Regions from separate parts of the Mus musculus genome. Here region 1 is linked to region 2. A link is a loop called in an ENCODE intact Hi-C map of the cell type or tissue named here. Cell type or tissue: heart. All regions are shown on one strand. Links, peaks and the distances in the headings refer to the core of each region. The heading gives the core; the rest is flanking DNA.

Evidence for each region. Peaks named below come from ENCODE experiments on the same cell type or tissue, not always from the same donor. Only the 100,000 strongest peaks of a DNase experiment are listed, where the experiment ranks them.
Region 1: it touches region 2 in a loop (2.0-fold over the local background); 4 of 42 quality-filtered maps call a loop at or near these places.

The regions. Positions count from the first base shown.
Region 1 is chr16:92,017,957-92,022,348 of GRCm38, reverse strand. No RefSeq gene overlaps it. Among named protein-coding and RNA genes, the nearest start is that of Gm36905, 23 kb to the right of the region's middle. In heart, for the core only: a CTCF peak has its summit at 2,720; no DNase peak of the experiment used is centred there; H3K4me3 peaks cover 1,188 bases; H3K27ac peaks cover 2,061 bases.
Region 2 is chr16:91,968,170-91,972,561 of GRCm38, reverse strand. No RefSeq gene overlaps it. Among named protein-coding and RNA genes, the nearest start is that of D430001F17Rik, 16 kb to the right of the region's middle. In heart, for the core only: no CTCF peak of the experiment used is centred there; DNase peaks (open chromatin) are centred at 1,891 and 2,841; H3K27ac peaks cover 1,479 bases.

The DNA.
Region 1 (4,392 bases), core at 305-4,304, 50 kb before region 2:
AGCCCCAGCGTACAAAGCTGTGTCCAACTTCTTATGAGAACACGAGTCATCAGATGGGCTTATCATGGCCTCCTGTACACGTGGTTATATCTGTAATGCCCCTTTCCCAGCTAAGGCCACACTCACAGACAGCCAAGGGCAACACTTAGAACATTCCTTTGGGGAAACCACCTGACTCACACTGAACTTGCCCTGGCATGCCCCTCTCTTCTTGAGCTACCCTGCTCTTCCTTGATAGCTCTAAAACTTGCCTATTTTCTTCCTTAGTCTTCCTCCCCGCCCCCCTTGCTTATCCTTCTAGGAAAAGTTTTTTGATGGAGTTTTCCCTGGGCATACCCTTTTCTCAGTTATCTGGACAATTCCAAACCACCCAGTTGTGGTTGCGTATCTCCCAAGGGTCCATGATTGGAGGCTTGGTTTCCAGGGGCCCAAGGGGAAGGCAGTAGGCGGGGTTTTTTAAGGTGGTGGGAGGAGCTAGTGGCCCAGCTCTGGGTTATTGTGGGGTATTCTCAAAGGGAAGTAAGGTCAGGGCCGTCTGGCTCACTCACTCGGCTTCTTGGTGCCCTCTGTGATCTAGGCTCCACCAGCTGCCCCGTGCCATGAGATCTTCACCAGAACTGAATCCACACCATGCCTTCGAAGTGCCAGGAGTGTGAGCGAGAGTAAATCTCTCCTCTCTACTGAGTCGGCTGCCTCTGGCATTTCATTGTAGGAATACAAAACATTGGTGCAAGAAGGCAGTAGAGTTTTCTGGAAAGCCACACGTCCCTGTGGCTTTGATATAACAGATGGGTATAGGCTGACCCACCTGTATACGTGCTCACAAAACATTTAGCTATGCGACGGTTTATTTTGATTGTTAAGTTGATAGGATTTCATATCACTGTTACCGACAAATCTCTGGGCACCTCCGTAAGAGATTATCTAGACTACTTAGTCTAGATTAACCGAGGTGGGAAGACGGTCCTTAATCTGTGCTGTTCTAAGTGCTGGGGTCGTAGCTTGAACAAAAGGAAAAAGGTAACTGAGTGGAAGTCTCTGTCACCGTGTCTTCTGACTATGGGTGAAATTTGATGAGCAGCCTCACAGCTGCCACCATGTCCCCTCCATGAGGGCTTCCCCCAGAGGGACTTCCCTCCAGCCTTGAGCTAGAGCAACCCTCCCTTCCTCCAGTTGCTGTGGTCAGATATTATGCTACAGGAATGAGGAAATGAATTAATACAGGACGGATGGGCCACCTAAACCCTCTCCATTCTTAACCTGTCCTGCCTCCTCCGCAGGCTCACCTTCATGAATCGCACCATCACCCATGCTGCTCCTTGACTCTGACTCTGCTCTTCCTCTCCTCACAGAGCCTTCTCTCTCCGTCGTTCTCCGCTGCCAATCACTATGGAGGACCGTCCACTCACCTGGACATGAACAGAACTTCCCCGTTTGTGAAGAAACCAGGTCTCACCTTCCCTTCCATAGCTGGTTATTTGAACGTCCTTTTGACCCTCAGGATAAAAATTTGCAGCGCCGGGCGTGGTGGCGCACGCCTTTGATCCAAGCACTCGGGAGGCAGAGGCAGGCAGATTTCTGTGTTCGAGGCCAGCCTGGTCTACAAAGTGAGTTCCAGGACAGCCAGGGCTACACAGAGAAACCCTGTCTCGAAAAACCAAAAACCAAAAACAAAAACAAAATCAGATTTGCCAACATAGCCTTCACGATGCATGCAGCTTACCTCCCTCCATCTCTCCACGTTCCACCCACGTGTTACCACCCACGCCAAAGCTGCCCACTCACAACTTGAGGGGGGCCGCGGGGAAGCGGGGGGGACGACGACGACGACGACGACACTTGGTCTGCCATTAAATATGCCCTGCTCCTTAGTAGTGCTTACTATATGTTTGTTGAGCAAACACATCAATTGGCAACTTAGGTCATTTGTCATATAAAACTGAATGGTACCTATAGTGATGGACTTCACGTTCTCCACCACTGTCCTGTTTGAGAAAGGCAAGATCCCTGAGGCCTTCAATCAGGTTTGTCACTGACAGACTTTCAACCCCGGTCCTCACATCTCCACAAGCAGTAAGCTTTCCAGAGAGCTCTCCTGCCTTCCTTCACCAATGTGTAAGCTACTGCTATTCTGGCTGAAGTGTGTGTGTTCAGTTTTCACTGCTCTACCCTGGGTCCCATGGATTCATCACCGCAGAAAGTGGTTACCAATTGCTAACGCTGACTCAAACACACACGCACACACACACACACACACACACACACACACACACACACACACGTGAGATATTTTAGAACCTCTGATGTAGCCGCTTCAGTTTGCTCATGTTCTAAAGCTATTTTTCAGGACATTTAATGCTCTCCTCCAAGTAGGCATTTAGCTGATCCACTCAGAGGACCACAGAGCTGAGATCAATTGAATGACTTTCTTCTCTGAGCTGTAGTTGCCTCCTCAATATGTTAATTTTACCCTGTGGGGTTCCTAAAAGAAGATGGCAGGAACTAGTTAGCAATAATTGAAATCTCCATCCACTGGTCGACCCACACTTGATAATTTGTCAGTCAGTTGAAACAAAAGGAGCCAAGTATGAGAAAACTGAGGAACAAACGCTGCCTTGTGTGGTGCGGGGCTGGGCCACGGGGTGTACCGATGACCCCACCAGAGTCTCCCTTGCTTCGAGCTTTGATGGCTTGAGCCCCCGCTGTGCTCACTCGGTGAGGTGACGATGCTGGGCTGGCGGCGGAACTTGGTAGTTTTCCACTTTGGGCTCTCAGGGCTCTTATCCTCTTTGGCTCTTTGTCACTGGGCGCCATAAAAAAAAAAAAACAAAAAAAAAAAAAACAAAAAAAAAAAAACCGCCCACTGCAGGGAACTAAACGCTGCTCCTGCCACCCACCAACCATCGGCATGTGAGGAGGATTTGCGAGTTCACATACTCGGTCCCTTTGTTTTCTCGAGTTTCTGTCTCCATAAGCACCTCCGAGCAAGCAAGCAAGCAAGCGGAACTGCTGCTCTGTGGCTTTTGTGTTGGTGGCTTCCTTCCGACCTCCACCCCGGGTCCTCAGGCAGCAGAGTTAACTATTTGGATGAAGAGCAGTTTGTGGAATGGATGCAAAGACAGCAAAAGTCAGCCTGGATGCTTTGCAAGGAGACAGGGCTTTGCGTCCCTCAGACTGAATAGAAGAGACAAGGGATAAACATTTTTGTCTTTCTAGGGGGAAGAAGCTTTCTCAGGGAGTTAGAAACTCCTGCAGCTCACCCTGCTCCTCATGATACCTGCATCCTGCATCCTGCTCCCATTTTACAGGGCCCCTAGAAACTTCCATTTCCCTCCATTCTTCCGATTCAAAGAACACAAATGCTTGGGCGCCTTTAGGAGGTGGGTTCTTTAACCACCACAGTTCCTTGCAATGCAGAAGAGAGAAAAGAAAATTCTCTGCAGTAGTTTTTCCTTTCTGTTTGAGAACTATGGAAAATTTTTACTTAGAAATAAAAGCTAGACAATTTTCTTAAGATGAAAGACAACAAGACACCCTTAGAAACAAACTTCAGAAGGGGAAAAATGGTACACTACTACACCTTTTTAGAAATGTCTCTGGGGGACAGTTGAGGCAGGGTCTCTTTACATAGCCCTGGCTACCCTGGAAGTCACTCTATAAAACAAGCTGGTCACAAACTCACAGCCAGCTGCCTACTTTTGTCTCCCAAGTACTGGGATTAAAGGTATGTGCCACCATAGCATCTAATATAATAAAAGCAAAGGGTTTTAGTTATATGTATATCCCTCTGTACTGGCTAGTTTTGTGTCAACTTGACACAGCTGGAGTTATCACAGAGAAAGGCGCTTCAGTTGAGGAAATGCCTCCATGAGATCCAGCTGTAAGGCATTTTCTCAATTAGTGATCAAGGGGGAAAGGCCCCTTGTGGGTGGGACCATCTCTGTGCTGGTAGTCTTGAGTTCTATAAGAGAGCAGGATGAGCAAGCCAGGGGAAGCAAGCCAGTAAAGAACATCCCTCCATGGCCTCTGCATCAGCTCCTGCTTCCTGACCTGCTTGAGTTCCAGTCCTGACTTCCTTTGGTGATGAACAGTAGTATGGAAGTGTAAGCCCAATAAACCCTTTCCTCCCCAGCTTGCTTTTTGGTCATGATGTTTGTTAGAAACCCTAAGACACCCCTAGAAAAGTATCCCCTTGGCCTCAGTGTCACAAGAAAAAAAAATTAGTCAAACAAATGTAAGCAAAGAATTCCAGGAACTAACTTGCTTCCTGGAGGCTAACCCAGAGGTCTGTGCTGAACCATCCTTCCCGGTGATCGTGGACCCAAGTGCAGAGAACTCTGTCTTTCCTCACTAGTGGGGAGCAAGGGTGTGGCCAGAACATGCCTTGGAGTT
Region 2 (4,392 bases), core at 178-4,177:
TCTGTTTTCTGACTTGACACAGAAATGGAAAGAAAACAAAATTACTGTCCGTTGTGAGCCCTGCTAATATCAGAGTGTCAATAGACTAGTTGGCTACAACTAGAGTTCAGGCCCTGAAGGCCAACTTCACTGGAAGCACTTCTGAAAGCAAGAACAGGCTAATGCGGGCTCTCAGACAAGCTGGTCCCTTTGGTGTAAGAGCCCACCCTTTGGGCTTTGCTCTCCTGGTGCATGTTGAATTTTCTCCTTTATTTTCAGGGCTGGAAAAAAAATTCCCTTTTTATCTTTAGAGGCACGGTCATGGGACTGAAGGGGTGGCTTTGCAGTTAAGAGCAGTCAGAGTTCTTACGAAGGATCAGCACCCACATGGTGGCTCACAGCCATCTGCAACTTCAGTCCCAGAGAATCTGATACCCTCTTCTGATCGCCGGGGACACCAGGCACACATGCGCTGCACATGAAATAGTAAAATGAATCGTCAAAAATAGTTTAAAAGATGTTTCCCACTATCTAGCTCAAAGTGGCTCCATACTCATATTCTCCTGCCTCAGTCTCCCGAGTGTTGACATTTTAAGCGTGTGCCATCATATCCAGCCAGCCTCTCCTATGTTCTTACAGCCCTCACTGAAAAGACTTCTGCCAGCTCTCTGTCACGGTAATAAAACCCTTAAGACAATCAGCTTGAAAAGAGGGCAAGGTTTATGCCCGTGTTGTCTGGCTCCATGGTTTGGCATGTGTGGCTGGCGAAGTGGCACACTATGCAAAGAGCATGCATGGGGAGGGCTGACCTCATGAGAAGGAAGAGAGAGGAAGAGACAGGTCCTCCTAGAAGCAATTCTCCCAGTGCAGTAAGACCTCCCAGGGCTTCATGATTTTCAATTTTAACAAAGAAACAAGCCTTTAACACCTGGGCCTTTGATAGACATTCCAGGTGCGAATAAGTGTTACACAGTGTCTGCCCCTCAACATATCTGGAGGGGAAATTTACCATAACACTCCTTCCGTATGTTGGTGTGTGTGTGTGTGTGTGTGTGTGTGTGTGTGTGTGTGTTGTATTTACATATGCACGGGGATGTACACACAGGAGCATGTGTGCCGCTTGCTGTGTGTAGGCCAGATAGCAACATCTGGCGTCTTTCTTTTCCTGATTGTTCCTCATCTTAAGTTTTGAGGTTTTGAGTCCTCCTCTCCCACTTACACCCCCCCCCCGCACCCCGTGCTGGGGTTACCTGCACTTCCCCACGCTGCCATGTGCAGCTTAGCCAGGGGCGCTGGGGACCCAAAATCAGGTCCTCAGGTTTACACAGAAGGCGCCTTCCCACCTGAGGCATCTCTCCAGCCCACCAGTGCTTTCTTAGATATGAAATTTCCACTCTGCCCTGCTGCCTTGGCTAGAGAAACATGACTTAACCTATATGTCTACATGCAAATCCATGTCTGGTGGGCAACTGCTTAGGTATGATGACTTCACACTACTGAGAGCTCACAATATGTCTTATGTCATTATTTGAAAGAGAAGAATAAGAAGGCCAGAACACAGCAGTGTTTCATTTAACAGACCCCAGGAAATGAGAGTTGGAGTGTTCTCCCTGTACTCCCCCCCATCCTTCCGGGGCTCCGCCCCCCGAATTCTGAAGTCCTCTTATCAGCGCTCATGAAAACAACAGTAGGAAAGGGACATTATCTGAGCCCTCGATCCCACTCCTAGCTCCCTAGGTCTGCTGGTTTCCTACTTCAAGGCTCTCCACCCTGAGCTTAAAAGCCACCAGCATTTGCATGGTCACCAACAATGTCCTTGTCTGGCCTCTCCGCCTGCTGCTCTCACAGGGGTAGGGGTGGCCATCCCCCAGCGCCAGGCCTGGCCAGCACCACCTCATTGCTCAGCTCGCCAGTAATGAAGTGTACTGGTGATAGCTTGGCTCAGGACCCACATCTTGCCTCTGTGCCTGGTAGGTCCCCTCAGATGCTTACACACAGGACAGAAAGGCAGAAGTCTAAGTCACTTGGCACAGAAAGGTGCCAGCAGCTGCAAACTCTGGTGGCCCGAACAGGACAGTGGGGACTCAGTGAAGGGAACATACTTGTTCTGTCAGTGGCTCCATGGCTAGGGAAGAAGTCCCCACAAGTCCCAGATGGGACCATTTGTCCTACACATCCCTGGTCTCTCTTCCCAACCAGCACTAAGACAGCACCCATCACCCTCATTTCCAGCTACCTCTTCACCCTTGCCTCTGCCATTGGGAAACTCAAGGAGCTGAGATGTAACACATTAAATACAGCTACACACAAGGCCCTCCGGTGTGCTGCAAATCATCCGCTGGAAAAGTGACGGGTCATTCAAGATGCCTTCACTCTTCTGTTAGGAACTGAACTCAGGTCCTCTGCAAGAGCAGTACACACCCTCAGCCACGGAGCCATCCCTCTGGCCTTTGTTCTGCTATGAAGGTCTCAGTAGTGTGTTGTCTCTGGGCTCCGTGGATCTGAGAGTGCTCTGGCTGTCTCTGCCTTTGGAGTTCCCACTCCAGCTGGAGAGGCAAACCTGAGTGTGGAAGTCGGGCTACAAATCGCACTGTGAATGGCAGGGATGGGGGCGGGGTTGGAGCTAATCTGGAGAGCCCGCAGCCACCACTACACCAGAAATAACAAGGAAGGAAAGGCAGGAAATGAGCCTGGAGAAGAATTGCATGCTGACCACACACAATAGTGACCAAGCTCGCTCCCCTACGTCTCAATGAAGCATGCATTCATTTTTACTGTGCAAGGTTGAAGTTGTAACCACTGGTGTACCGAACGTTTCCTGTAGATTAACACGGAGCTGGAAGAGTTGATAGCTTCAGCAGCGATTCAGGCTTTTAATCCAAGCCAGTCATTCATTAACCCTCAGGAAATTCTTAGTGCCAAAGTCATTATTATTATTACATGCTAAACCCCAAGCCCCAAATGGGTGTATGGCTGCTTTTCTCTCCAGGATGCTCAAAGTATGAGTCAGGCAGGGAGCCTGACTCATTTCCTAAATTACCTTCTGCCTCTCAGGGACTTTGCCTTTGGACAATGGGCCTGCTGCTCAGGGGGCCTGGCAAATAGCCCCTCTGAGGGGTAATGATCACTTTTGCTTTCCTGTGGGGTTCTGACTGGCTCCAGACTTTACCCTCAAATTTCTGCTCTTCTGTCCTGCAGTCGTATAAGCTGTGCATCCCTAATCCCTCAAAAACTCAGAATTTCTATTTTACTGCTTCAAATTATTATTGAAAACACTGTATAAAATTTCCTTCAGGTAAATATGAAACACATTATTTTGTATCTAGACCCAGCCCCCCCCATCTCCCAAATTTCCTTTAAGTATATGCAAATATTCCAAAATATGAAGAAATCCAAAATCTTAGTCAATGTGGACAACATCCGTCTGGGTGGCTGAGGACTACATTTCCCAGACTGCGCTGCAGTAGGTGGTCATGTCTATAGGTATAAGAAGAAGAATTGATGAGAATGACATCATAACTTTGCCCTAAAGGAAATGGTGGTGTGATCGCCCTTCACCCTGAAGTCCCATACAAACTGTCTAGTGCTGACAGATGACAGGAAATGGTCAGTCTCATCAGGCACACGGTGGAAGGGCAGCATTGTAGATGGCCATGAATGGCTACGCTCTACATGGAAAATCAGCGTCATTGTGCGCATCACAAGGCAGCATCGTGTGCACCACGTGCAGCTGTGTAAAAGCCCCGTCTCCTTCCTAAGGAGAGAAACAACTACTCCGTCAGCATCTCTTTTGTTTCCTAGCTGGGTCAGACAATACCATTACACCCAGCTTTTATGTGAGTGCTGGGGATACGAACACAGGTCGTCCTGTTTGCATGGGAAGTGCTTTGCCCACTGAACCACCTCCCCTATTTTGTCTAATATCCTTACATGTATGCATATACACACACGTACATACACACATGCATATGCAATATTCAATTTTGGCAGTTTTATAGGTTCTAAAGTTTCTGGATACTCTCTCCTGTCATTTTCAAATAGAACCAGAAAACAACATGAAGATCAAATATTTGCATATAGATGTTATCTTCTTATGTGTGTCCATCCAATGTGGTACAAATCTCATGACTAAGGTCTGGTCCTCTTTTGCAGGATGCAGCAACTTCTGGTTTATTCAGCAGCAGCCCGACCCCTCCCCCACCCCATGCCCAGAATACTAACTATGCACACCTGTAAGAGCTTCTAATGTGTCTAATGTGTTCTAATGAGTTTTCATGTATCCCCATGAGAACGGCCGTCTTTGTCTAACAGAACCCATCCTCTGATTGATAACTGTCCTTTCTTGCTTAAACAAGATATTATTCAGAATGGATTTGCCTAGTATTCCACAGATTTCTAGACTCTGTGGCCACA